7 separate regions of the Homo sapiens genome follow, and regions 2, 3, 4, 5, 6 and 7 are each linked to region 1. Evidence: chromatin loops called from intact Hi-C (ENCODE). Cell type or tissue: mammary epithelial cell. All regions are shown on one strand.

Region 1 (4,000 bases):
GCCGCACAGAGTTTTGCTCCTGCCAGCGCCCAAAATCACTCGCTCTGGCTCCTGCACCCACTCACCTGGGTGCTCCTGCGTGCTCCCCCTACCATGAGGAGTTGAGAGCTGCGGACTGAGGAAGTAAGGCACCCCCGTCGCGAGGCCCACGAAAGGGTCAAGGAAAATTTCTTGTTTCATTGGGTTTCTGGCACTTGCATCTGAAAGAGCTACAGAGACACAGGGCTGTGATTAGAAGCCCGATCTTTCCCCCTACGGTCCGTATCTGATCCTTGCACATGGTGCTAGTGATAGACCAAGATCTCTTCTTGTCTCTGAAAGAGGACAGACAGAAGCTACAGTTGCCTGTTCTTGTAAATAAAATTGTATTGGAACACAGCCTTGTCCATTCATTTGCATATTGCCTATGGCTGCTTTTGTGCTAAAATAAGAGTGCTTGTGATGAAGACCATACGGCTGGCAAAAGCTTAAAGTATTTACCATCTAGCCCTTGACAGAAAAAGATAATGAGGGTGGGGCTAGGTAGTGCATGCTGTTGATGGCCTCACCCAGATTCCTTTTTCTTCTCTCTGCACTCATATTGAGAGACAGGACTAGCTGGATTTCCCAGGCCGACTAAGAATCCCTAAGCCTAGCTGGGAAGGTGACCACTTCCACCTTTAAACACGGGGCTTGCAACTTAGCTCACACCTGACCAATCAGATAGTAAAGAGAGCTCACTAAAATGCTAATTAGGTAAAAACAGGAGGTAAAGAAATAGCAAATCATCTATTGCCTGACAGCACAGGGGGAGGGACAATGATCGGGATATAAACCCAGGCATTTGAGCCAGCAACGGCTACCCTCTTTCCGTCCCCTCCCTTTGTATGGGAGCTCTGTTTTTATTCTATTTCACTCTATTAAATCTTGCAACTGCACTCTTCTGGTCCGTGTTTGTTACGGCCCGAGCTGAGCTTTAACTCGCCGCCCACCGCTGCTGTTTGCTGCCGTCGCAGACCCACCGCTGACTTCCATCCCTCCGGATCTGGCAGGGTGTCCGCTGTGCTTCCGATCCAGCGAGACGCCCATTGCCGCTCCCGATCGGGCTAAAGGCTTGCCATTGTTCTTGCACGGCTAAGTGCCTGGGTTCATCCTAATCGAGCTGAACACTAGTCACTGGGTCCCACGGTTCTCTTCCGTGACCCATGGCTTCTAATAGAGCTATAACACTCACCACATGGCCCAAGACTCCATTCCTTGGAATCCGTGAGGCCAAGAACTCCAGGTCAGAGAACACGAGGCTTGCCACCATCTTGAAAGTGGCCCACCAGCATTTTGGAAGAGGCCCGCCACCATCTTGGGAGCTCTGGGAGCAAGGACCCCCCGGTAACAATATTTTAGCTGCTGTGACTGTTGGTTGATAACCTACAGATGCCTTCTTCTCTAGCTGCCTCCCTCTCCAAAGAAAATTGCCCAGCAATCCCCATGCACCCCCTACCACTGCCCACCACAGACTGTGGCCAATGACTGACTTATAAAGGGGTACAGTTTGTACTCCAGAGCTTCCCTGTGGGATCAGGCTGAAGCTAGTCTCCTGCTTAGATCTCACATCACATCCTGCTAGTTCTCCTCACCCCTACATAGAGTCCTTCCTCAATAAATCACTTCAATAGGAATTCCCGTGTGAGCACTACTTCTAGGAACCCCACCACAGGCAGGGGGCAAAGGATCAGGTATGGCCTAGTCTTAGAGGCACACTTCCTGGATGATAGTTATGACCACTCTAATGTTCCTGGCTAGGTGAGCTGGACCAGGTAAATTGCCCCACATATCTATTCTAATACATGCTTTCTTTTTCACTTGCATTTCTCTGCATGTCAAAGGCCCTTCTTGATCCAAGGTATTTCAAAATTAAATACAATTGTCCCTCAGTATCCATGAGGGATTGGTTCCAGAACCTCCCCCAGATAGCAGATACCTCTCCCATCCCTACATAATACTTGAAGACTTTGAGCTTTTAAATGATCTGATATTCAGATCCCGTAAATGAGAACACATTGCTGAGCAAAAATGTATGAGTAAAGTGAAGTTTATCAGCTCTTTATTCATGGCTTGGTGTTATTCATTTTTGTATTCATTGAGGCTGGCTCAGAGTAGATGTTTAAGGCTTGCTTGATAATGAGTAAGCCTATCCCCTGCTGCTGGGCAGGGAAATGCAAGACTGTGTGAGCCTCTTATGTTTGTAGCCTCTGGGAAGGGGGAAGAGATGAGACTAGCTCATTTCCTCATAGGCCCAGGTGTTCCTCAATTTTGAATTTGGCCTAGGGCATCTGTGAATTCCTTGTTCAGGAGGGGCTGGTGGCTTAGGGTGGGGCAAGAGTGTGGTTGGGCAGAGCTCAGGAATGTATTGTTCCAGAAAATTTGTCCGAACACTTTTTCTGCCTCCCTTTCCCTGACTGGTTGTAGTTTCAGTCATAGAGAACCTGCCTATTAGGTTTGCTTTAGCTACTATTGTAGTGGCCAAAGAACTCTTGGGAAAAAGACCAAGCTATTTCATTTTGGTCACTGCTGGGAGCTAATATATGCAAAGCACAGATTCAGACTCAATTCTCCACAAGTAGTTAAGGTAGTTATGTCTTGAGTGGGTCATGCCCCTAACTGAACTTAGGTTATCACTTCCTATTGTAAAAAATTAAAACAGATCCCAGTTTTTCTTGCTCAGACTTTTTCCTCCTTTCCGTTTTCCCCCTCTGTCCTCTCTCTTGCTCTTTTCATCTTTTCTATCCCTTGGGAGCTTCCCTGAACCTTAACTGGCATTAGACAGCTAAGAGGGAAACATCAAGGCTTACTTACAAGAAAGCGCTCAAAAGAACTGTTCTTGCAGCTGGCAAAATTAAATTGCACTAATGATCTGCAAAAAGTGGCATGAAAACTGTCAACCTAAAGAAGGAAACTGAGGCAAAATTAACATAGAGAGTTTATTTGGGGCCAGGCACGGTGGCTCATGCCTGTAATCCCACCGCTTTGGGAAGACAAAAAATAAATTTTTTAGAAAATTTATAAATAAAAATAAGAGAGCTTATTTGGGCCAAGTTTGAGGACTGCAGCCCAGGAAACACAGAAGATGCTCCAGGAAACAAAGGAGAGACTTGGGTTTTAAAAGAAAAAAGGACAAATAAGGAAAGGGCAATTATTAGTAAAAAAGTTTTTTTTTTTTTTTCCCAGAAATTCTCATTGATTTACATTTACCTTGCTATGTGGGTTATAGACTGATGCCAAGTACCCATAAATCAATCGAACTGCCATAAGCTGGACATAACTTGGCAAAAATGATGACAATGAGAAAAATCTGACCTAATTGACGCCATCTTACTTCTAACCTCCAAGCTGCCTGTGTTTATTCCTGGACATATGCCAAAGTAACTTTGGGAGTAATTTAGTTTATAATTTAACTTTGAAACAAAGAGGACAACAGCCCCTCCCTGAAACAAACCCCTTCTGTTACCGAAAAGGGGTCCTGATGAAGCGGCGTCATTGTCTGGGGTAAATATCTGAGGTTCGTTGTCTCATGCTGAGAGAATCGAGGACATGGACACGTAAGAAGTGAGTTTAACAGTGGAGGTTTAATAGGCGAAAGAAAGAGAACGGCTCTCTCTCCTGCAGTGAAAGGGGGGGTGCCCGAGTGGGTCTCCCGGGCCATAGCCAAGTGCATGGGGTTTTATAGACTGACTTGAGGAGATGGTGTCTGATTTATATAGGGCCAAAGATTGGTTGGACCAGGTGTGCCATTTACATAGAACCTGAAGAAGCTGGCCACCGCACCCTAATCTTTTATTATGCAGACGGATTCTCTCCGTGGCCGGTGCCATGTTGTCTGTTCCTTACTGTACACGTGGTTGATAAAGAAAAGGGAAGATGGAGCCACCATGTTAAACATTCCTAGCCCCCAGGTAGCCTTTTCCTATTGGCACAGCCGCCGGCATTCACTCGTGAAAGCTTCCAGCTTGCTTATCTATGTCGG
Region 2 (4,000 bases), 75 kb after region 1:
CTAATACCATGTCTCCAGGGTGGAAAAATTCCTTTCCCTCCTCTCGGGGACAGGTTCCCTGTAATGTTTTAAGAACTTGTTGATATTTGGCTAAGGAGGTGATGTCTGCAACTAAGTTGGCCATCTCTCAGTCAAGCACAAAGTCATTGGTTAAGAAGGGCCATCCATACAGCATCTCGTGTGGACTAAGTCCTGCTTTTTGGGGAGAGTTTCAGATTCTTAGTAAGGCTATAGGCAACAGAGCAGACCATGCGAGGTGGGTTTCCTGGGTTAGCTTTTTTAGATGTCGTTTGAGTGTTTTGTTCTTTTTCTCAACTTTTCCTGAGGATTGTGGCCTCCGGGAACAGTGTAAGTGATATTGTATGCCTAACGCCTGGGATACTCCCTGGGTTACTGCAGCCTTGAAAGCGGGGCCATTGTCACTCTGTAAGGCTCGGGGAAGTCCGAATCTGGGAATTATTTCATGAACTAGTGCCTTTATTACCTCTTGGGCCTTTTCTGTCCTACAAGGCAAGGCCTCTGCCCAACCAGTGAAAGTATCTACCCAAACTAGTAGATACTGAAATCCCTGAGATTTGGGCATGTGGGTAAAATCTAGTTGCCAGTCTTCTCCTGGGTAATGGCCTGTTCTTTGTTCTCCTGAAGGAGCTTGGTGATAAGGCAGGGGATTATTTCTTTGGCACACTTCACAGGCCCTGACTATCTGCTTGATAGTTTTGAAAAGGCCTGGTCCAGTAAATAATGATTTGGCCATCTGATGGGTGCTGTCAATGCCTAAGTGAAAGGTCTGGTGAAGGCTTTTAAGTAATTTCCATTGGTTAGCTGCAGGCAAAAGTATTTTTCCTTCTTCGGTGGCTAGCCATCCTGAGGGGAGGAAACTATGTCCTCATGAACTTCCCCATTCTATTTCTTCTGCTGAGTACTGGGGCTTGTTTTCCCAGAGAGGATTACCCCATACTAGGAGTCCTTCTATAAGCATTTCTAATGGAGGGTCCTGCCTTGCGGCTCTTTTGGCTTCAATATCCGCTTGGCGGTTCCCTTCTATTTCCTTTTCCTTTCCTTTCTAATGCCCCTGGCAGTGTAAGACTGCCACCTCTTTAGGTTTCTGTACAGCCAATAATAATCTCCTGATGTCTTCCTGATGTTTGATAGGTGTTCCCTCAGAAGTTAGGAATTCCCTTTCTCTCCATATTGCTACGTGGGCTTGGAGGACTAGGTGAGCATACTTAGAATCTGTATATATATTTACTCTTTTCTTTTCCCTAATTCTAGTGTATAATGGCTCCTGCTTTTGCTAGAATGTCTCTTCCTAACAAAGGAGTGGGGCTTTCAGGCATAATTAAAAAGACATGTGAAAAGAGTAAAGTTCCCCAGTCACAACTTAGTGGCTGGGAGAAGTTATCTAGTGACTGCCTGTCCTAGGACCCCTTGGATAGTGACAGATCTGGAGGACAGTTGTCCAGGACAGAGGAGTATGACTGAGAAGGCTGTGCCAGTGTCCAGGAGGCAGTTAACCTCCTGGACCTCAATGGTCATGCATACCCAGGGCTCTGTGAGGGTGATGGCATGGGCTGGCACTTGCCCCGGGCACCCTCAGTCCTGCTGCTGGATCATCTGATTAGTGGCTTCTGACTCAGAGGACCTTCGTCCCCTGGGGCAGTGGGCCTTCCAGTGATTCCTTTGACAAAAGGGGCATGGACGAGGGGGCCGCTTATTTCTATTCAGTCTGTCCCCAGTCTTTAAAAGAAAGCCTGATACATAGTACATGCTAAATAAATATTTGCAGAATGAGTAAGTTGCATCATGAGTGTTTCTCCTTATCATTAACAACCTATAAACATTTTAAAGACTTTTTGATCTTTTGTCATATTTTATTTAACCGATTCTCTATTATTGTACTTGTGGGGGTTTTTGGATTTGGTTTAAATATAAAACCTTGTCTCCTTAAAAATAAATTGTTGAGGACTTGGAAGGAATCATATGCAAGTCTTTCACCATTTCAACTTGGATGCACAGATAAACATCATGCCCTAACGAATCCTGGTATGTATGTTCCTGGGACAATCTGAAACATCTCTGGGCACGTTTAGTGTATCATTTAAAAGGAATGAGACTTGGTACCTGTCAAGTTCTCTGTAAATCTCACGTCTAACATGAACCACATAAGAATTCCACCAGCAATTTTTTTACTTGATAATCACTTCTAAAACAGAAACTTGGATTAGAATCAGGAAGGGATGTAAAAGAGAATGAATACATGAGGAGCAGACAGAAGGGAGATGCTGCTGGTGAAACTGGACCCTATTCCCTCCCAGTGATAGAAGAAGCTATGTAGACTGGTGTACTTTATGAATGCCATAGGCATTTTTCTCATTCCTGATGAGCAAGGTGGAAGGTTAGGTCCTTCTAAATTGTACCTGTGTGCTAGGCCAGTTAATCAAAATGTATGTACAGGACAAACACCCAAACACATTTTGTAACATTCAATCCATCCCTGATGACACAGTTGTCTTAACCATCAGAATGTCAGCGACCTGTGGAAATTTATGTGTTTATGTACATTTTCTTACAAGAATTGTTCTTACTCAGGAATGGGTGTAAACACCAGAAAGATTTTTTGATAGATATACTGTTAAGGGCATGAATCAAGAACCTCTGAACTCAAATCCTAGTTCTTCCGCTTACAAATGTATGATCTTGGACAAGTTACTTAACTTTTCAATATCTTAGATTTCCAAGGATAATGAATGTGTTACACACAATATTAGAAAATGAGATAAAGACTCTTAGGGCTTTACTGGTAATGTAACTTCCAACAGGATGAAGAAATAGATTTTTCTCTCCCTCTTTTTCAAAATTCTCACTCTACACTTTACAGCTAAATTTCTCGCAGCATGTTCCACAGAGCATGTGTTCCAAGACATGCTCAATAAAAAAGGATTACTATATACTAACTTCTCTCTTAGAGATTTGTCAAGCCAATTAGCATGCTGAAGGCTCAAGGAAATGTACACTAGAGAAAATTGGTTGACTTTGTTTAATTTGGTATTTCCCAGTCTAATTTAATGAGGAATTTTTTCTTATGATACCTCTTACTAGCTTTTCGAATGACTGTGATGAAACATATTATTAGAGTGGATCTCCTAAGGCTCCATCAGAACAGAGGATCACTGAATTTAGGAGAAATAAAGAGAATTCACAGTGAAGGTGTAATATCTCATCTAGAAAACTGGAGGTCCTAGATAATTTATAGACATGCATAGCTTGTAATGAAGTGACAATATGGCCTCCAATGTTTTAATAATCCCAAATAATTATTAATTTTATATCTCATTAATTTTTTTTCTGCTTGATATCTTTTTGTTTGTATCAGCCTCTTCTGTCATATTTTGGCTTGTTACTTATCTTTTATTTTCTCAAGTATCAACTCTTGATTCATTCAGTGTGGGTGTATATGGGTGGAGTCTCCCTTCTTCACAAAACCCCTAGGTAGTGCAGTTTTTAATAGTGGTGACTCACGAATGACAAGACTAGGAACACTTTTTAAGCATTGATTATAATGAGAGAGCAGCAAGTTATTGCTTGATGAAGTTGGATTTATTAATAGATGAGATAATCCAGTTGTTACAAAAAGTCTGACTTGTAGTTTCTTCGAAACTTCTTATAATCCTCCCTTATTTATTTACCTTTAAAATTTTTTTCTGAATCCAATCCCATCACCATAAAACTCAGAGAAACTTCTGCATCAGCACTTGATAGCTTTCCCAGAAAAACAAAGAAAGTGAATTAAAAAATATAGGCTAGCAGACCAAAAGTCCAAGTAAGACAGGAAAAATATAAAGTTCTCCTTCATCCCTCTGTGCCTCCCACAAAAAAGACCATAAAAAGGAACGTGCAAACCTTAACCCTTGTCCTCATACAAATAAGAGAAAAGCAGGAAAGAGGAATAACAAAGACATGTAAGCGCAAAATAGGAAAGGTAAATTTGAGAATTGCTAAC
Region 3 (4,000 bases), 51 kb after region 1:
AAGCACATGAAAAAGATGCTCAGGCTCATTTGTCATTAGGGAAATGGAACTGAAAATAACATTGAAATACCATTTTATACTCACTAGAATGGCTATAATAAAAAAGACAGACAATAAGTTTTGGCAAGGATGTGGAGAAACTGGAATCCTCATATATTTCTGATGGGAACATAAAATGGTACAGCCAGTTTGGAAAACAGTTCGGCAGGTTCTTAAAAAGTTAAACATAAATCTACCATATAATCCAGCAATTTCACCCCTAGATATCTATCTAAGAGAAATGAAAATGTGTCCATGGGGAGACTTGCACACAAATGTTCATAGCAGCATAATTCATAATAGCTAACCCAAATGTCCATCAACTTTTGAATGATTAAACAAAATGTGATATATCCATATAATGGAATATTATTCAGCAATTAAAAGGAACAATGAACTGATGCATTCAACAACATGGATGCAACTCAAATACTATGCTAAGTGAAAGAAGCCTGTCACAAAAGTCCACATAATGTATGGTTCTATGTATATGAAATGTCCAGAAAAGACAAATTTATAGAGAGCAACAGTAGATTATTGGTTGCCTGGGCTGCAGTAGGAATGAGAAGTGACTGCCAAATGGTCATGAGGGATCTTTTTGGGGTGAAGGAAATATTCTAAAGTTGGTTTGTGATGATAGTGGCACAACTCTATAAACATAAGAAATAGCCAGAAGCAGTGGCTCACGCCTGTAATCGTAACACTTTGGGAGGCTGAGGCAGGGGATGACTTGAGCCCAGGAGTTTGAGATTGCAGTGAGCTATGATCATACCACTGCATTCCAGCCTGGATGACAGAGCGAGACTGTCTAAAATAAATAAATAAATAAATAAATAAATAAATAAATAAATAATAATAATATATATATGTATATACACACATACATATAATATTATTAATGTGTATACTAAAAACTGGTGAATTTTATGGTATGTAAGTTATACTTCGACAAAACATTTTCTTTAAAAAAATAGGACAAAAAATGAATTCTTCCCCTCTCCACTTATAAGATAATACTTTCTTGGGGAAAAGCATTATAGATCCTATTCTAATACCAGCTCTTCCCCAGGATGAAATTGGAGAACAAGCTTCAAGAATACATGAGAAAGGGCCAGGCACAGTGGCTCACGCCTGTTAATTCCAGCATTTTGGGAGGCTGAGGCAGGCAGATCACCGGAGGTCAGGAGTTCGAGACCAGCCTGCCCAACATGGTGAAACCCCATCTCTCCAAAAGTACAAAAATTAGTTGGGTGTGGTGGCACATGCCTGTAATCCCAGCTACTTGGGAGGCTGAGGCAGGAGAATTGCTTGAACCAGGGAGGCAGATGTTGCAGTGAGCCGAGATTGTGCCACTGCACTCCAGCCTGGGCAACAGAGCGAGACTCCATCTCAAAAAAAAAAAAAAAAAAAAAAAAGAATACATGAGGGGAAATGTTTTCCAATAATGTAGACAGGAATTCACATGTTCAGTCATTTATTCATCATGTTAGCACAGAGTTCCCATACTATGGTTAATTTCGTAAGTCTGTCAGAGATTTTTAAATAGTATACGCAGTTTTATATACAACATCAGGTGCAATAATAAACCTGGCTAAATTCTGTATTACAAGCACGCAAGCAGCCGTTACTGAAACATTTTTATTGCCAAAGGTACATATGGACCCATTTTTAGCTGTCCTTCTGGTGAGATGAGCTCTCACAGGGCAATGATGTTGCTAAGAGGCATATGCTTCTGACTTGCTGGGAATTAAAAAAGAGAAAATATATTTGAATAAAACTAAACTTTGTGGTCTATTTATCTCCCACCAATTTGTTAAAGAATACATCTTCTGGTTCATATTCACTTGTATTAGTATTTTCTCTAAGAGCGTATTTGTGAATTTTTCCTTAGAACACTCCATTTCATTCCCCTGTTCTCCAAACAGTATTCCTTCTCCCTCTCTCCCTGCTTGTTAAGTATGTGTTAACCTTTGACGCCCTCCCCTCCATAATGCCTCCAGTTGTATAGGTTTATTTTGGACACAAAATAAGTGTGACTACCTCCTGAATGAATGAAAGTGGGTGGTTTTATCACCTGGGTAAACCTTGCACATTCTGTGGTTATGTAAACGTGGATAACCTTTATGGTTTCCTTTAACATGTACATATTCTTTCTTTTTCTCCCCTCCCATTGCTCTGAGCACATCCTAAGGAATGGGGAAAATCAGGTTCTGAAAATTCTTTTTACCCCTTTCGTTATTGACATTTTACATGATTTCCTTCCACCCTCAGGTGTAGGAATGCGGGTAACTGACAGGCTGTTCTGCAAGAGTGTGGGCATAGGATAAACCTGGAACATTGCTGAATTAAGTTATTCTGGGAGTAACTGTAAACAATAGAACTTCTTAAATTATGGTTTACTAAATTTGAATCACTATCCATTCATTGGGAGATTATTTGGCTAATAATTGTTTTAAAAAGATCATAATTTTTAAACTTTCTCCAAAGTTCATTTTTGAAACAGACCTATACTGTTAGAAGGTAACTAAATATGGGAACCCTAAATAATAATGGCATCCATGAAAAACTGGAGTTGGTTATTGTCGATACATTCTTTGCATAACCTTATAACACTTAACCATAAATAATTTTACTAGAACCTGGACTCTTGGGAGTAATCTTATGAAGCAGTTCTGTGTGGTTAGTAAAAAACTGCCCACCTATTTGGTTTCTGCCTCATGCTTTATAATCATCTGATCAGTGCTGCATGCTGAGTTCTACCCTATCTATACACATGCCTAATGTTTCACATGATATGAAATGTGGCAAACATTCACAGTGGATTTTGTGAGACACATACTATAGGAAACTTTCTTACACCTGTAATCAGGCATAAGTACTAGGGGAAAAGTGAAAGCTTTCAAATAGTGCTGCCTCTAGTACTAATAACATTGTTGAGCATTCAGGATTAGTTTGTTCAGCCTAGTGTAATAATTAATGTGTTTAAGTATGGTATAGTTGGGGGAGGTTTCTTCTCTAATCCATTGTTATTTGAAACCCTAGTCAGACATTTGAGAATTTGAAAGGACCCCTAAAGGCTTTTGTCTTAAATGTCTTTTCGCTTAAAAAAGAAAAAAAGAAAAAGAATAGATTTTAGTTTTAAACAAGAGAACACTGATCCATTTATGCCATTGTTTAAAATATTTTCTGTCATGTTAGTTGATGCCCTGAATCACTTTTAAAACTTCCCTTATTAAGTCATAGTTTATCCAGAAAAAATATAGTAAATCCTGAAGTGTCTGAAGTTTCCTTATATTTCCCAATGATGGATTTGAATAGGCTTTTAGCATGGTACAATTATTACTGGCTTCAGCGCAACTATATCACTAGGTAGCAAGTCTTGTGGCTGCAAGTGTCTTTGTTCTAAGGAATTGTACAATGAAAATATGATCTAATAAGGTAGTTATTCATTTACCACTTCCTGCTCATCAGCCCCAGCTTAGTGCTCAAGGCCCGCATGTTTCTAATTTCAATTTCAACTGCTGCAGAAGAGGCTTACTATAAAAAGAATTTAGAGTTAGCCAGGACTATTCTGGTGCCACAGACAAATTCTCACAATGCCACAAATAATGTAGCAATAAAGCAGGGACTATAATATGCTGCTATAGTTTAGTAGGTTGAATGGAGGTGAGGAAGTGGTGACAAGTGACTAAGGTGAGAGAAAGTTAAAGAGTGGTTGAGGTTGCAGAACTCTCCTTTAGTAGAAGACTGGCTTGATTTGATTCAATCTTCTGTTTCCTCCTTATGGACTTTCCTATTTGCCCCTCATTCCCTTGATCCTTCTTGTCCCTCCCATCTCCTTACCTTGAGTTGGTCATTTTCAGTTCTAGGGGCTCTCAAGCACTGCCATGGGGGACTGCATTGGTTGGTTCATCTTTCTACCCAGGCATACATTCATTCATTCACTAAACGCATACCAAGC
Region 4 (4,000 bases), 120 kb before region 1:
TGGGCCATTGCAACAGAAAGGGAGAGAGAAGAAAAAAATTGCAGAGATGGAATTATGGTAATTAGCAATTGATGGAACATAGAGCTGCTGAAGAGGTTTTAAGCCTGAAAGAAAAGTTATTGGCCGGGCACAGTGGCTTATACCTGTAATCCCAGCACTTTGGGAGGCCGAGGCGGGTGGATCACCTGAGGTCAGGAGTTTGAGACCAGCCTGGCCAACATGGCGAAACCTCATCTCTACTAAAAATATAAAAATTAGCTGGGTGTGGTGGCACACGCCTGTAATCCCAGCTACTTAAGAGGCTGAGGCAGGAGAATTGCTTGAACCTGGGAGGTGGAGGTTGCAGTGAGCTGAAATTGCACCACTGCACTCCAGCCTGGGCGACAGAGCGAGACTCTGTCTCAAAAAAAAAAAACAAAAAAAAAAAAAAAAAGAAAAGTTATTGCTATTGAAGAGACTGCAAGCACAGGAGGGGGAAGTTGAGGTGCAGATTATAATAGATTGTTCCAATAAGAACACGTGGACACAGGGAAGGGAACAACACACACTGGCGCCAGTTGGGGGGTGAGGGACGGGGGGAGGGGAGCATTAGGACAAATAGCTAATGCATACAGGGCTTAAAACCCAGATGACGGGGGCCGGGCACGGTGGCTCACGCCTGTAATCCCAGCACTTTGGGAGGCTGAGGCGGGTGGATCACGAGGTCAAGAGATCGAGACCATCCTGGCTAACAAGGTGAAGCCCTGTCTCTTCTAAAAACAAAAAACAAAAACAAAACAAACAAAAAAACCACCTAGATGACGGATGAAGGGTTGATAGGTGCAGCAAACCCCCATGGCACACGTTTACCTATGCAACAAACCTACACGTTCTGCACTTGTATTCTTAAAAAATAATATTAATAGGCTAGGCATGGTGGTTCACGCCTGTAATCCCAGCACTTTGGGAGGCCGAGGTGGGCGGATCACGAAGTCAGGAGTTCGAGACCAGTCTGGCCAAAGTAGTGAAACCCCGTCTCTACTAAAAATACAAAAAATTAGCCGGGTGTGGTGGTGTGTGCCTGTAATCCCTGCTACTCAGGAGGCTGAGGCAGGACAGTCACTTGAACTTGGGAGGCAGAGGTTGCGGTGAGCCGAGACCACACCATTGCACTCCAGCCTGGGCGACAGTGCGACACTCCATCTTGAAAAAACGTAATAATAACAATAATAATGATAATAGATTGTCCCACTTCCTTCCCTCTGCCAAAGGATAATCCAGAACATCACGGTGCCAAGATGTGAGCTTCATCTGGCTAAGTCCACTAAACTATTTTTTTAAGAAAAATGATTCAAACAAGCTATCTGAGCTCTGGATTTGGGATTTCTCAGTATTATTTAAAAAATAATTTTAAGCACGGTCATGATATCTTTAACAGTTTTGAAACCTTTATTTTTCCATTTTAATTTAAAATAAAAATCGCATCTGTAAAACACTGTTAAGAATGGGATATATCAGCAAATAAAAAATGGACTCAGAAGACATAGTGAATTAATGTAAGATTGACTGTGGATTTTATTTTTCACACTGATATTTTGGCTTCTATAGACTAGAGAGATACTCTGTGAGTTTTATGATGATGTTTTTCCATGTTGTATGAGTGAACCATGGCATTGTTCTTTGAACATCTGTGTAAATGGCTCTGAAAACCTGAGAGAGAATAGTCAGCCCTGAACACAGGGAGGCAATGTTGCTTAAAGAAACAGAAAGACCCGGGCTCCTGACTCTCTGCTTCTTGCCGGTTGTGTTAACTTCTATACAAATAGCTTGACAAGCTATTTAGCCCCTCAGTGCCTCTGTCTCCTCATCTTTAAGATGGAAATTAAAAATGCCTATTTCAGATGGTTGCCATGAGAGTTACATGATAAAGGGCAGGTAAAGCACTTACTTGTGTGGGGCCTGCCTTGTGGTCAGCGTCAGTGACCATTCTATTTCTGTTGGGTGTGCTCAGCTGTTGGCCCAGGAGCAGGGCTGCTGCTTACCCAGGCTGTTACTCTGTGCCTCTGCTCAGTCAACCCAGAGTATTCCTGCATTTGATTGCTTTCTGCATGTCATCAATGTAGTGATGTGGAATCGTGGTGTGAAAGCTGAAGTACCTTTTAGAGATGTTACCTTTTGTATTCTCATTTTTTCCTGTGTTACTGTGTTAGCTTCTGGCTCTTTAGGGGGGAATATTGTGTTAGCTTCTGGCTCTTTGGGGGGAAATTGTTTAGGCACAGGAAAGAGAGATTTTTTTTTTCTTGATAAGTTTTTTTTTCTCAGTAGGGTTCTGTTTCCACATTTCCAAGTATGGCTTACTTAAGCTCAGGTATTCAGCAGGTGAATCTGAGGCTGGGGTCAGGATGAGATATCTAATGACTAATACGTTATCAAAGTCTGTGGTGAGTTTATATGTCTTCCCTATGGATATTTGAACAATTTGAATCATCGTCTCCCACTGTCACTTTCTACCCTGGAAATCTGGGAGTAACCTACCAAGCGTATGTAAATTACCCAGTGATATAAAAAGCCATCCTTTTCACATTCCACAAAAAACATTGACCATCTAGCTGAAGGACTTTCCAGTTTCAGTTGCATGTTTTATAAGAAAAAAAAAATCCCTTAAACCAAATAGCTAAGAGCTAACATACAAAATGAGGCCTTTTCTCATCTCCCCTCCACTTTCACCAGCACAAGCAAAGTGGTGGTAAAATATACAAGAAAAAGTGCCTGTTTTGTAGGGTTGTTTTAAAATGTGCTCCCTTCAAGTTTCTTGGGTCCTTTTGTCCCAGTTTCCATGGGATTTAGGAAATGGTGAGCAAACATGCCCATAGCTGTTTAGGAAAAATAGCCCATAGCTATTTGCTATGGGCAGGTACTTATTTTCTTGGCCTTGTGATATGAAGAGTGTGGGAGGTCCAAGAAAGGGCTATGGGCCCTGAAGGCCATGCCATTTCAAAAACTGGATAGCTCTGGTTCAAGCAAAAAAAAAAAAGAAAGAAAGGAAAAAAAAAATCTCCGAATGCTAGAATTCCATCTTCAATTAAAAATCGATCCTCATTCCACCATTGGAGAAATAATTGGCATGATCAATCATATGGGTGTCAGTTGCCTGTCAAAGCAAAGTTGTTACTGTTGTGCTCTCCCCATCACCTTTTCAGAAAACTGGCAAATTCTACCATTCTGGGGAGCACTGCCCTCTGTGATAAAGAGAGAAAAGAGATGTATCTAGATGTGATCTAGAAGATTTTTTATGTACTATGCCTAGCTTAAATTCAGAGTACAATGTGTTTGAGGATGGTTAGCTGTGAGATGAAATTTGTAAACTTTGTGCTGTGCCCATCTCATTTCTGTACTATTTTCCACATGCTTTTTACTAGTTCTTGGTACAAGTGGAAGCAGAAAGTGATTCTGCTCACTTTCACGTGTATTAAACTGTGTTCAGCTTTCATATAGTTCTCATAACTGAGTTTTGAGACCAATATTAGCTGGTCTTTCATAGCAACGTATGTATTAATTTTCTCTTCCAACTTGATTTCACTTGCACTTTTTCTCCCTCATGAATATTCTTTGAGGATAACATTTCTACTGAAAACTCCTTATCTTCCCAGATATGTTTGTGAGAATTAACTAAACCTGTGTCTAACTCAAGAAAAAAACCCCACTTCAGTTCACTTGCTTAAGTATTTGAAAATAACTTTGCTCTTTCTTTTCAAGAAATAACTCTTTTCCCATTTTTTAAAACATTGAACTTCCTTATTAATTTCTTTGTTTATTGTGTAAGGGCCTAATTAATGACTCACAAAAAGTTGTTCATGGGATTGAAGAAACTGATCTTGTTAAAGGTGTCTTAAGTGGGGGAATATGTGAAATCTTCCCCACAGGCATTCATGGTTTTGACATGTTGGTTTATGTTTCCTGAGATCTAGTTTTCTTTTCAAGCTCGTATTTTTACAGTCTGTAAACATCCCTCTCAGCTCAT
Region 5 (4,000 bases), 410 kb after region 1:
GGTAATTTCTTCGCTTCCACTCTCAGGCTCACTCCACCTTGCTTCACCAACCCCCCTCCCCCTAAGACACGAGGCACCCTCTGGGCCACGGAAGGTGCCATGCGGGGAGACGCCGGAAGAGCGGGGGCAGAGTGCACGGTTCCCACACCCTTAGCCGCGGGCGGCCGCCGCGGGCCCCAGGAGTGGGGAACCGGTTGGGAGAGCGGGGTTGGGGGCGGACCCCAGGGCCGCACCCCTGGTCCCCCCCATCCCCTTTCTACCGCCACAGACCCAAGAACCCGAAATCTGCGGCACGAGGCGCGGCGCCCGCAGCCCCCGGCTGGGCCCCGGCGGGGATGGGCGGGCAGGGGGCGGAGCGCAGCGCAGCGCGGGGCGGCGGGAAAGGGGCGGAGAGGATAGCTTGGGCTCTGGCGGGCCGCGGGACTGGCAGAACCTGCGGGCGAGGTGGGTGGCTCGCCAGCCGGGACGAAGGGAAATGAGGACCACCGCTCCGGGGCGCGAGTAGGCGCGTGGAGTCCGGGGGCTCAGCCGCCGCGCCTCTTCCTCCTGCAGCTGGAGACTGCAACAGCGGCGGGTGCACCGGCAGCAGCGACGACCCTGCGCGCAGGTGGGCACCCCCGAGCGCGGCGCTCTGCCCGCTCCCCCGGCCACCGCGGGCCGGACGCCCGCTCTTCCAGGCCACTGCGCTTGGGGGCGAGGGCTGGGTAGGTCCAGGGGCAGAAGGAAGGTGCACGGCCCCGTGGTGGGCGCGCTTCTGCGCGCGCGCTGTGGTAGGTGGGAAAGAGGTGCAGAAAAGCTGCCTCCCTTAGGGTTCACTCCCTCGGTTCCACTGTCCCCACCCCACCCCTTCTGAGGAGCTGGGCACACCGGTGGGGCTTTGGAAAACTGCGATCTCCTACCCGCCCCGCAGTATCGGTGGCGTGTGCAGGTTGCCCTTCTCTTCACAGTCCACACCCAGCAACCATCAGGACGCCCCCTGCTCCCGGCCCGAAGACTGTAGGGACCATGGGAGGAGAGAGTGGTGGCTGGACCGGTCGGGGCGTGTGCGCGGAAGGCTGGAGTTGCTTGAGTATTGTCTGCCGGGGCCGGCGCTTGCGTCAGGGTGCTCCCTCGCGCTTTCGGGGGTAGGGAATGGGTTTGCTGAACTTACTCTGAGGGCTGATTCTGCACATGCCCTTGGCGCCTTGTGCATGTTTGGACAAGGGTTTAATGGAGGCACGTGGGAGCAGTATCGATCTCTGGCGGGTCCCCAAAGACCCTCTTGGGATAGTCCAGAGCGTGTTCGGGGTTGAGAGCGAAAGGAGAGTGTTCCGTGTGAATGTGCGTCCTAGGGAGGAGGAGGACAGTGTCTCAAGGAGACTTGATTTTCTTTTATTTGCTGCAATTCCGTAAACCAAATCATGCTTTCGAGGCGTTAAAGTAAATTACTGGTAAGTGGGGCGGATCTCTGCTGGGGATAAAGAAGCTCCCGGGTTTGCGGGGTAGCGGGCCTGGCTGGCGTGCACGCTCGGTGGCTTTTGGCGCTGTCTCGCCTAGGTAGTGGGGGTGGAGGTGGTGGTGCTTGTGTCTTTGGCTTAAGGTGCTGGAGCCGGGCTTACTTGTCCTAGGTAGACTGTGGGACTTGGAGGAGGTAAAAAAGCTTCGCGGCGCGGTTATTCGCAATTAACTCCAGAAATCTCAGTGTGTGTCTGTCGGTCGGTCTCTCTCTGTCTCTTTCTCTCTCTCTCTCTCTCTGTCTCTGTCTCTCTCTCTCTCTCTCTCTCACACACACACACACACACACACACACACACACACACACTCGCACGTCTCATGGCTGCTTGGATTTGCCGATAGTTGTTCATGAATTTTTATTCCTGTTTGTTCATTTCCTGACTTTTTTTTTTTTTTTTTTTTGGAAAAAGGACCTACCTGTATTAAAATCCGTGGGGTTTCAGAAAGACCCTTCCGCAGTCATTCATATTCAAATCAAGGATAGGGCATTTTGATGAAAATACCCCACCAAACTGCTGTTTGGATTGGACAAAACTGTAGTTCAGGTTAGAATTACTGTTATTTTAAATAGACATCTTACAACCTTGTGGTAAAGTAACCTTAGCCTGAATCGCCCCTGATCTTTCTTTGTGTCAATTTACAGAATTCTGAATTACAGATGAACAAAGCGGTGAAGTTTTCTTTTAATTTTAAACGACAGGTCTTGAAATGGCTGTAAGTTGAGTTCTGCGACTCCATCTCTTTAATGATCGGCTCAGAGTGGTGTATAGTTGATGATCTGAGACTTACATATGTTTCAATTTCTAATCAAATAATTTATCATACCATTGGGGAGAAGGACGCCTTAGGAATTTTCAACACAGAGGAGAAAGAACATTTTTGTCTTTTGGAGCAAATGTTTTGCCACTTTTTCCCCAGATGTCCCCGTTAGATGCCTAGAAAAGATGCATTGTTGACGAATAATACATGATTTATTTCTCTTTTATGTCTACAGGTGGCAGTGTAGAAGCCAGACCGGGAGCTTCCAGAAGTGGTTTCTGAAAGAGTCAAATGTACATGAGTAAGCAAGCACAGGAATCTGAAAAACCACAGGTATGTAGGACAATTAATCCACCTATCTAGCTTTATAATTATTGCATTCCAGTAGTACTAACCCATTTGCTCTTATGTTCAATATTTTGACACTTATATAAATTTCTATGAAGTGAAATGTATTTTGAGGTAACCTCCGAGGAGAAGCAGGGTCTAATCTATTTCTGACAATGTATTTAAATAAAAATTCTGCATGTCATTATATTACATGACTTTTTACTGTTCTAAAAGAGTTGTTTTTCCATTGTGACCATGTGGCTTTGCATTTAACCAGTTGTTTGATATCTGCTTTTCAAAACACTTTTCCTGAAACTACATAAAACTGCCAATTGTTCTGAATAATTTCATTTGAGATAATGTTAACAGAGTCACCTGCATGAACCAATAACAATATCAGCTTAAAAATTTTTTTTATTTTTTGGCTGGGTGTGGTGGCTCACGCCTGTAATCCCAGCACTTTGGGAGGCCGAGGCGGGCGGATCACGAGGTCAGGAGATCGAGACCATCCTGGCTAACACGGTGAAACCCCGTCTCTACTAAAAATACAAAAAATTAGCCGGGCGTGGTGGCGGGCGCCTGTAGTCCCAGCTACTCGGGAGGCTGAGGCAGGAGAATGGCGTGAACCCGGGAGGTGGAGCTTGGAGTGAGCCAAGATCGCGCCACTGCACTCCAGCCTGGGTAACAGAGTGAGACTTCGTCTCAAAAAAAAAAAAAAATTTTTTTTTTTTTTTTTTTTTTTTTTTGGTGACAGGGTTTGGCTTTGTTACCCAGGTGGAGGGCAGTGGCAGGATCTCAGCTCACTACAACCTCCATCTCCTACATCCTACATCTCCTACATCTCCATCTCACTACAACCTCCCACAACACGCCGGGGTTGTTTTTGTATTTTTTGTAGAGACAGGGTTTTGCCATATTGTCCAGGCTGGTCTTTAACTCCTGGGCTCAAGCGATCTGCCTGCCCTGGCCTCCCACAGTGTTAGGACTACAGGCATGAGCCACTGCACCCAGCCAAGTATCAGCTTTTAATAAAACTGCATCTCACTGTTGAATTGACGTAACACCGATCAGAATACAGATGCATTAGGAGGCTTCTTTTAAACCAAGCCCTTCTGCTATTAACCTTCTGATGATTTTTCTCCTACTACCTTGCTGTTTTTACAGGCCCACTAATTTGCCTGCTTGACTAAAATAAGGACGAGTTATGTGCTGATGAGAGACATGTTTGTAATGTTATTCGTTGTGACACAGTTCAAAAGAATTTGCCTTTGATTCTCACTAAAATGTAAAGTTTTGCATATTAAGATCCTTTTTCAACAACTGAGCAACTCTTTATAATGAAGGGCAGAAGACGCCAAAGGGAAGAAAATATTTACCTTTGTGGGCTTTTACTTTCTTTCCTGGGAATGGTAGGCCA
Region 6 (4,000 bases), 67 kb before region 1:
TACAACTGGAAATTTATGTCCTGCTTTTAGTCAGAAGCAGGAAGGGCAGAGAGCTAATTGCCTTCAGCTCAAAACCATCCTTTTTGAGTGACATGTTTGGGGGTGGCATATTCTGGCCCCCTTCACTTGCTTCTAGTTTCTGGTAGTTTGCTAGCAATCTTTCACATTCCTTGACATGTAGAAGTGTCACTCTGATCCCTGCCTTCATGTCCACAGGGCATTCCCCTTATATGTGCATGTCTATCTCCAAATTTCCCCTTTTTATAAGGACACTAGTCATATTGGATTAGGGACCCACCCTATTACCCTACTCTGGTATGACCTCATCTTAACCAATTATGTCTACAGTGACTATTTCCAAATAAAGTCACATTCTGAGGTACTGGCGGTTAGGGCTTCAACATATGAATTTTGGGGGACAAACACAATTGAACTCATTGCAGGAAATCTGGTGGGGCAGAACAAGAACACCACCACACACAATTGATCAGACAAATCTAGAATGTGGGGCTTTCTACAAAGTCTCTTCAAAAACACAATGTCATTTTTAAAAAGTAGAGGGACTATTCCAAAAAGACTAAAAAAACCAAATGTATGAATTGTGATTGGATTTTGGTTTAATTAAGAAACTGCTACAAGACATAGTACAGGTTGAGGAGATTTGAATGTGGACTGGGTATTCTGAGAGTTAGGTGGTATTAGGCAATTACTGTCGATTTTCTTAGAGGTAATCATTGTACAATAGTTATATAAGAGAATTAACTTATATTAGAATGATGCAAGCTGAAGTATTTGGGATGAAGTGTCATGATGTCACTTTTAATTTAATTTACTTTTAAATAGATCAGCAAAAAAAAAAGTATATATTCATGAAGCAAATCTGTATATATAGCTGTGTATATAGATAAAGCAAATATACCAGAAGGTTAACATTTGTCAAATTTCAATGGTGGGTATAGGGGTTTTCATTGTGCTATTCTTTCAACTTTTCTGCATGTTTGAAGTTTTTCGTAATAAAAAGTTGACAGAAAATGAAGAAAAATAGTTTTTTAAGAGAAGATTTTTTTCCCCCATCTTTCTATTGAAAATAGAGCATTAAAAAAATCCAACTGGCTTAAAACGTACATGAAAATTCAGTTAGTGAAAAAGTAAAATTTGCTGTTAGGGTTGTAAAACAGTTGGGCTGTTTTCCAAGCAATTCCTTCCCTTTATTACTGTGAGTTGGAGGTTAGAGCACAAGGCCCTCAATCAAGAATTATTTGAAGGCCTCCAAAAGCCCTGCTGACCTCCAAGTATCTCCCCTGCTGGCTTTCCATGTGGCCTGAAATTTCTGTCACCTGGGTCAATTCTCAGGGATCAAGTATTTTCTCACTATTGGGGAGGCAGTGCCCCCTTTTAAAATGCAAATCTGGGAGGGATCCTGGGCCCATTAAGTGGGAACAATTGTCTGAGGAGCCACCACCTGCCCAAAGGCCCGCAATTCTGACAGCTCCTTCCCCAACCCCTTACCACCACTGAGATTGGACAATGTGTGCTTTAGGAAACAAAATTGAACAATGCATGCTCTAAGAAACTTCTTAGGTGAAGACACCATTTCAAGAAAGCTTATTTTCCGTGAATAAAATGGGGTGCATGAGGTCATTGCTGTTTTTACTTTGTAAACTGGGTGGCCTCTGAAAGCTTCTTTACAACACTTCAAAGGAAGCCTCCTCAACTCTTCCAGGCCCCCACCCCCTTTCCTTTGTTACCGCATTCTTACTGACCCCAAGGTTTTTCACTGAATGAAGAGTTTCCAAGGGGTCTAAAAAATACCTGGGACAATTAGAGAAATGAAAACCAGGGGGTCAAGATGAATCGACCCTTGGCAGAGGATTTACATAAATAGGTCCTAACCTCTGGCTGTGAATAAAAGATAAAATGCCCCACTGGGGTCAGAACTGCAGTTCAAGGGCATTTGCAGGGCCAAGCCTGGCTTCTCTGCTATGTCAGGAATTCCAGGAATGCCACTGATCATTGTGTGTTGGCAGGGCGCAGGAGGTTGCAGCCAGGCTAACAGAAACCCAGCCCTGCCCACTGGGTGAAACTGCAAGTCGAGAGCGTGGGAAACCAGCAAGTTGAGAGAGGATCCAGAAGTAACCCCTTCTAAAACGGGAAAGATGCCTTCCGAAAGGTGACCAAATTCTTGTTTTAGATGGTGGTGTTAATTTGGGAGGTTGGAAGGGAGGCAGGTGGGAGAAGGGACATGTCCCTTTCGAAGAGCCCCTTTGTTTCTTCTGTGGAGCACAGCTCTGTGGGAGGCATCTGCTCTTTACCTATAGACCGGATGGCCTGGTACTGGTCTTCTCTAGACTGAAGGTCCTCCACCAGGTCTCCTGCTGCTGCTACCTAAGAAAGAAATCTCACAAGGGTGTTAAAAGGTAATTTCCAGAAAGAGGTAAAATCGTGACCGTTATACAGATATAAAAACGAACATGTGTTAAAGACTTTATTTTACTTACATAACTGAGAGAGCCAGGCAGATGTTATAACTGGTTTAAAAAAGAAACAGCCCCAATTTATGTGGAGTAAAGGAATTTAGAGATGAATTGCAAATGGAAGCAAACTGTTTATTGCCCCCCACCCCGCCCCCGCCGCCACACACACAGGGGGAAGGAAGTCAATTGAACCAGATAGGACAGGATTTGCATATCTATCAGTGACCTACAACTTAGGGAGTGGCAAATAGCTCCAGTAGAATCAGAATCAGATAACGCCTGAAAGCACGTACTACAGGCAATAGTTTTCTATTGAAGTGTGAATTTACAGGGGCAAGAAATTTTGCTTTCTGAATTTTTTTTTTTTTTGAGACAATGTTTCACTCTGTCACCCAGGCTGGAGTGCAGTGGCGCGATCTCGGCTCACTGCAACCTCTGCCTCCCGGGTTCAAGCAATTCTCTTGCCTTGGCCTCCCAAGTAGCTGGGGTTACAGGCATGTGCCACCACGCCCGGCTAATTTTTGTATTTTTAGTGGAGATGGGGTTTCTCCATGTTGGTCAGGCTGGTCTCAAACTTCTGGCTTCACATGCTTTTTTAACCCAAGAGAGTGAGATGAACTTGAGAATCTTTGGTCAAAGTTGCCCCCCAAACCTCCACAATATTCTACCTTACTTTATTTCCCTGTCACATCAAAATGCATACAATCGTGGTTGATTTGTTTCTCGGTGATTTGAGAAGGATTACAAAGAGGCTGTCTTGACCTTGTCATCTTGTTCTTTTCTCTCTTACAGCACTTGGCCCTAAAGAGAAAACACTAGGAGGATGGGAACCAGGGACAGAGAAGCTACTTGCTCTGCAGCTGTTTGGGCCAGTATGTTCCCTAATCTTGATGGCCATCCTGGGCTTATTTTCCTGAGAGTCTCTAAGTGACTCACTGCATCACGTAAAACTAAGAAAAAGGATGTCCTGAATTTTCCTGCTTAGAGAGCTTGTTTTTCTTTCCTGTTGCATCAAAGGGGTCTGTTAAACTTTCTAAAAGTACTAATCTGACCTGATATCTGAAGTAACAGATAGGAATTTGGGCTCTTTAAATGGAGCCCTTCCCCCATACCTGCATCTCATTGAAGAGGCTGAACTTCAAAACAAAATCATGTTGGAGAATTAAGTCTCGTTCCCAGATTTAATTTCTTATTTTTATATTGTTGCATAAGAAATCTACTCTATAAGGCATCTATTTTCAAATTTGGAAAATCTTATTTTAAGTTCATTTATTTAAAGACCAACAAACAAAAACACCAAATTCACTAGCCCAGGTCTTTATGGACCACCATCTCCCCTCCCCGCCTCCATTTCTCCCTGGAGTAGTGATTGTGGGGCCACTGCATGAATTTTACTCTATTATTTATCTAATGAGCAAAGCCAAGGCTGGCAATGCTGAGAATGCATGAGGGAAAAAAAGATATCACAATGACAGCACACTCTGCAGCGTTCCATCCAAAAGCAAGTAAGTGACTCACTGTTCTGT
Region 7 (4,000 bases), 750 kb after region 1:
TTTTTTCATCTTCCAGTTACCTACATGTTTCAGATGGCTAGGTACTCAACATAAACAAAGAATGGAGGCCCCACGGCTGACAAGTGTACTGCTGTATTTAATTACTTCCAGGTTCTCTGCTACTCCTTAGCTTCATAGAGTATGCCCCCATCTCATGCAGCACCAAAGAGCATTTTTTAAATTCACTGTGTTATATATACTCACGAGTTTCTGTTCATCATACCACTAGAGTCTAAGGTCTCCTAGAAAATATTTGAGGTTCAAGCCACAACAAAAGTGCTTCCAACTACTAAGTTTTAACATAATCTGCTAATCAGTTACTGTTTAGCCACTTGATCTCTCTCTCACTGTCTCTCTCTCTCTCGTGTGTGTGTGTGTGTGTGTGTGTGTGTGTGTGTGTAAAGTGTCACAGTGTTTAGGTTATCTATGTTTTGGGGAAAACGTCATAGTGGCTTAAAATAATTTACAGATGCTTCTTGACTTACCATGGGGCTACATCTGGATAAACCCATTATAAGTTGAAAATGTACTTTTGACTTGTAATATTTTAAACTTATGATGGGTTTATTCAGACTTAGCCCCAAGATAAGTCAAAGAGCATACTGAATGTGAATGATTGTGTCCCATCTTAAAGTTGAAAAATCATGAGTCAAACCACCATAAGTCAGGGACCGTCTGTATTATTATCTGTCATGGTTGTATGGGTTGACTGGGCTCAGCTAGGTAGTTCTTGGGTTCTCTCAGGTGGTTGCAGTAGATGGCGGCTGGAGTCATCAGAAGACTCAACTAGGCTGGATGTTGAAGATGGCTTCTTTAGTCACATCTTGTTCAACAGCCTGAAACACCTAGGGGCTTGCCAGGAATTTCTCTCTCCATGCAGTCTCTTCATGTGACATGTGGCTCCCTCAAAACATAGAGGTCTCAGGGTAGTCAGACTTCCTACATGGCAGTGGGTTTCCTCCAGAGCACGTGTTCCAAGAGACCCAGGTGAAAGCTCAAAGACTTCTTTTGACTTCAAAAGGAGGATACTACACAAAGGGGTAAATATTGGGAGGTGCAGTTCATTGGTGGGGGGTGGAGATGAGGGAGAAATCTTCGGTGACTAGCTATCAGATGAAGGAAAGTAGAATCTGCAGCTAAAAATCAAGTTATCTGTTAGTCCACCTGACTGGCAGGGCTCTATTTTTAAAACAAGTACAATTGCCTGTAATACAGCCTTTATTTTTTGGTGTAGCAGATCTGGAGTTTCTTTTAATTAAACAAAAGAGAAAAAGAAAAACTTTGAACGTAAATGACTTGTATCTCTTTAAACTGTATTTAATCTCTTATTTATTAGAGCATATGACAGCTCTGTTGATGGCTGGAGGCAGACCTGCAAACATTCTGGGGCTGACAAGCCAAAACAGGTGAGCCCATCTTCTGTGATTCACCTTGGTAGAAATGATTACTACCCAGCTCCGGGCCGGCAGACCACCTGCTCCCTTTCACCCACACAGGCTTCCCCACAGCCTGAAATATACCCTGTATCCTTTCAGAGATGGTGGATTGAACATGTGTGGAGAGACATCCAAACGCATTTTTTTTTTTCCAATGAGAGACATTTTGTGAAGTTTTGGCAGCATGCTGGCTGGCAAAGTAATCTGGCTGGCACACTCCTCCTGCATGGAGTTATGGCACTGCCACCTCTACTCTGGAGAGTTTCGAAATTTCATTTTGCACACCCTGTAAGATGTGAGTCACTCGGCTCGCAAAGGAGGATGAGGAGGAGGCGGCCATCTGCTAGTCATGAGCAGATGACAAATACCCTGCACTGCGAATTTCCATCCTCGTTTCACAATATTTAAGTAAACACATTTTGTAACCATTTTTCCCAGAGTTCCTTAGTGCTTAAGATGGATTTTTTTTTTTCAATAAACAATATATAAAAGCTGCTTTCTCTCCTCCAAACAACTGTATTAGCAAAGTGACATGAAGGCAACCATCACAAAGTGCTGTCTGTTGAATGACCAGAGCAAAAAGTATACTCATCTGAATTGAATGATTAAACCTCATGCAATTTCAGACCGATCCAGCTAAATTACCAGGTCCATGAGAGGCCGCTCCATCATGCACAGCTCCATGGTGACCTCTACTGTCTGCCTGCAAGAATCCCCAAACTATCTTCCATCAAAAACAAAGTTTCCAAATAATATCTATTTAACATTTCTTTGTGCTATGTTATGGGAAGGAAGGAAATTGAAGAAAGAAAAGATAGATGCTCTCCTCTTAAATTACGAGAGGCACGTTACATTCATAAAATAACTGGGAACTAATGCACGATCTAATTTTGTGTTCGCTTCAAGCTGTGCAACATGGCTTAATGCAGAATTTATTCATTCCTTCACCAATTTGATCTGAAGAAGCCAACAACAAAAAAATAGCCAAATAGAAATAGAAAATTAATATCAGGGAGAAAATTGACTGCATATGTGCAAACCAAAAAGGTCAAAGGAGCTTCAAATATGGCTCTGGGCATCCTAAAAGGCAGACGAAGAAGAAAAAAGTAGGATGTGTTGCCTAGACCTTGCTATCATGAAGAAGAAAGACTATCATTCCTTAAGTAGATATTTTTTCTTGGTATTAAATTTTGAATGAAATTCCTATGGGATATTTTGTGCCATATTCCAGGTGGCACAAGGGCTAGCATGCTCCTTAGAATTTGTACTGCTGCTGTAGAACTAGCAGGGCTGTTTCTTTTAACTTTGATGAGAAAAAAGTATATGCCATTGAGGAAGGAAATAAAATACATCCCTGCCGACAACCAGAGAGAGTGAGAAATGGTCCTGCTGGCAGCCAGACCATGATGTTCTCAACTAACATAAACAGTGCTGGGACAAGACCATTCCATGATCATATTTGGAACAAGATAAAGATAAAGCCACCCAGTAATCACAAAAATAACTAAACGTTCTCCTTCTCTGAATAACATGAGTGACTGCTGTTCCCTTACCTGTGACAGCTCCAGCCTTATTTGTTCTGTATAAAAACTATTGAGATGCCCAAACACAAAATTGCCCCTGCTTCTTGAGAGCGTCCAATCCATAATTGGTCCCTGCTTCCTAATTCCTCCTGAGAATCTTTTGGAGTAAGCCTAATCCCAATGAGGGGCCCCTGCCTGCTCCCTCTTTCCAAGGGCCTTAGGATTCCTCTGTATTCTCTCTTTTGTGGCAACTAGCTCAACAAACCTAATGTTTCTTAATACGATGTGTTTCTAGATGTCTTTCCTTGCTGGTCTTTCATAGTATGAAGCACCACACAGTGAAGGCGATTCTGAAAGGGATTAATATGGACCATTCAGTATGTCTATTCTCTGTCTCATTCCAGGACAGAGTACAGTGTGCTTAGTGGAAGAAAGAAATGGCTTTTCCCTTAGACACTGTAATTTTTAGTTTCTGGTCCAGATCCTTTTATTCCTTATATTTTTTTTCTATGAACTCCTCTCCCAGCTTCAGCGTCCTTTGGCTTCTAACAGCCCACACCAAACCTGGAGCCATCCCTCAGATACGGAGAACTGGAAATGCCTGGGAGTTTACATTCACCACCACCCCTTACCTTCAGGCTTTTGGCTGGTAACTGACTGGAATAGGAAAGCCAACACCCTCCAAGTTGAGTTAATTGAGTGTATAATGTACCCTGTTGAGCTCTCCTGCAGGATCAAGCTGAAGCTGAGACTTGCTTAGCTTCTTTCTCACCCCTGTCTTACTTCCCCCACTGCCTTACTGATCTCCCCTGGGGGCACGTTCTTAATAAATCATTGGCACAGAATTATTACTGCAAGCTCTACTTCTGCAGAACACAACCTATGATGCTCATCTAGCCATCACTGTATCCCTACAAAGTAGAAATCATATCATAATCTTTCAGATGAAGACAGAAAGGCTCAGAGAGATTGAAAGACCAGCCCAAGGTCACACAGTTGGTAAACAGTGGACTAGACCTAAAATCCTCACCTAGTGCCCCC

Evidence for each region. Peaks named below come from ENCODE experiments on the same cell type or tissue, not always from the same donor. Only the 100,000 strongest peaks of a DNase experiment are listed, where the experiment ranks them.
Region 2: a loop joins it to region 1, with 6 times the contacts of the local background. A loop is called at or near these places in 2 of 110 quality-filtered maps.
Region 3: a loop joins it to region 1, with 2.5 times the contacts of the local background. A loop is called at or near these places in 4 of 110 quality-filtered maps.
Region 4: it touches region 1 in a loop (8-fold over the local background); 3 of 110 quality-filtered maps call a loop at or near these places.
Region 5: it touches region 1 in a loop (4-fold over the local background); 5 of 110 quality-filtered maps call a loop at or near these places.
Region 6: it touches region 1 in a loop (4-fold over the local background); 5 of 110 quality-filtered maps call a loop at or near these places.
Region 7: it touches region 1 in a loop (3-fold over the local background); 2 of 110 quality-filtered maps call a loop at or near these places.

Annotation. Positions count from the first base shown.
Region 1 is chrX:46,258,989-46,262,988 of GRCh38, reverse strand. No RefSeq gene overlaps it. Among named protein-coding and RNA genes, the nearest start is that of LINC01186, 67 kb to the left of the region's middle. In mammary epithelial cell, a CTCF peak has its summit at 2,174; a DNase peak (open chromatin) is centred at 2,288; H3K27ac peaks cover 2,551 bases.
Region 2 is chrX:46,184,458-46,188,457 of GRCh38, reverse strand. No RefSeq gene overlaps it. Among named protein-coding and RNA genes, the nearest start is that of LINC01186, 140 kb to the left of the region's middle. In mammary epithelial cell, no CTCF peak of the experiment used is centred here; DNase peaks (open chromatin) are centred at 2,147 and 3,507; H3K27ac peaks cover 2,880 bases.
Region 3 is chrX:46,208,153-46,212,152 of GRCh38, reverse strand. No RefSeq gene overlaps it. Among named protein-coding and RNA genes, the nearest start is that of LINC01186, 120 kb to the left of the region's middle. In mammary epithelial cell, no CTCF peak of the experiment used is centred here; DNase peaks (open chromatin) are centred at 2,152 and 3,462; H3K27ac peaks cover 2,184 bases.
Region 4 is chrX:46,374,454-46,378,453 of GRCh38, reverse strand. No RefSeq gene overlaps it. Among named protein-coding and RNA genes, the nearest start is that of LINC01186, 49 kb to the right of the region's middle. In mammary epithelial cell, a CTCF peak has its summit at 1,716; a DNase peak (open chromatin) is centred at 1,743; H3K27ac peaks cover 196 bases.
Region 5 is chrX:45,847,961-45,851,960 of GRCh38, reverse strand. LINC02595 (long intergenic non-protein coding RNA 2595) reads left to right here and starts at 471. Exons shown (of 3, transcript NR_125365.1): 1 at 471-607; 2 at 2,489-2,586; 3 at 3,748-3,887. In mammary epithelial cell, a CTCF peak has its summit at 2,492; DNase peaks (open chromatin) are centred at 80 and 2,530; H3K4me3 peaks cover 3,133 bases; H3K27ac peaks cover 2,974 bases.
Region 6 is chrX:46,325,721-46,329,720 of GRCh38, reverse strand. It overlaps LINC01186 (long intergenic non-protein coding RNA 1186), which reads left to right and starts at 2,047. Exons shown (of 2, transcript NR_110388.1): 1 at 2,047-2,170; 2 at 3,267-3,797. RefSeq lists an enhancer at 1,576-2,775. In mammary epithelial cell, no CTCF peak of the experiment used is centred here; a DNase peak (open chromatin) is centred at 2,050; H3K4me3 peaks cover 285 bases; H3K27ac peaks cover 2,968 bases.
Region 7 is chrX:45,513,473-45,517,472 of GRCh38, reverse strand. All of the region lies in intron 2 of LINC01204 (long intergenic non-protein coding RNA 1204), which reads right to left. Among named protein-coding and RNA genes, the nearest start is that of LINC01204, 10 kb to the right of the region's middle. In mammary epithelial cell, a CTCF peak has its summit at 2,126 (motif pointing left); a DNase peak (open chromatin) is centred at 1,762; H3K27ac peaks cover 2,791 bases.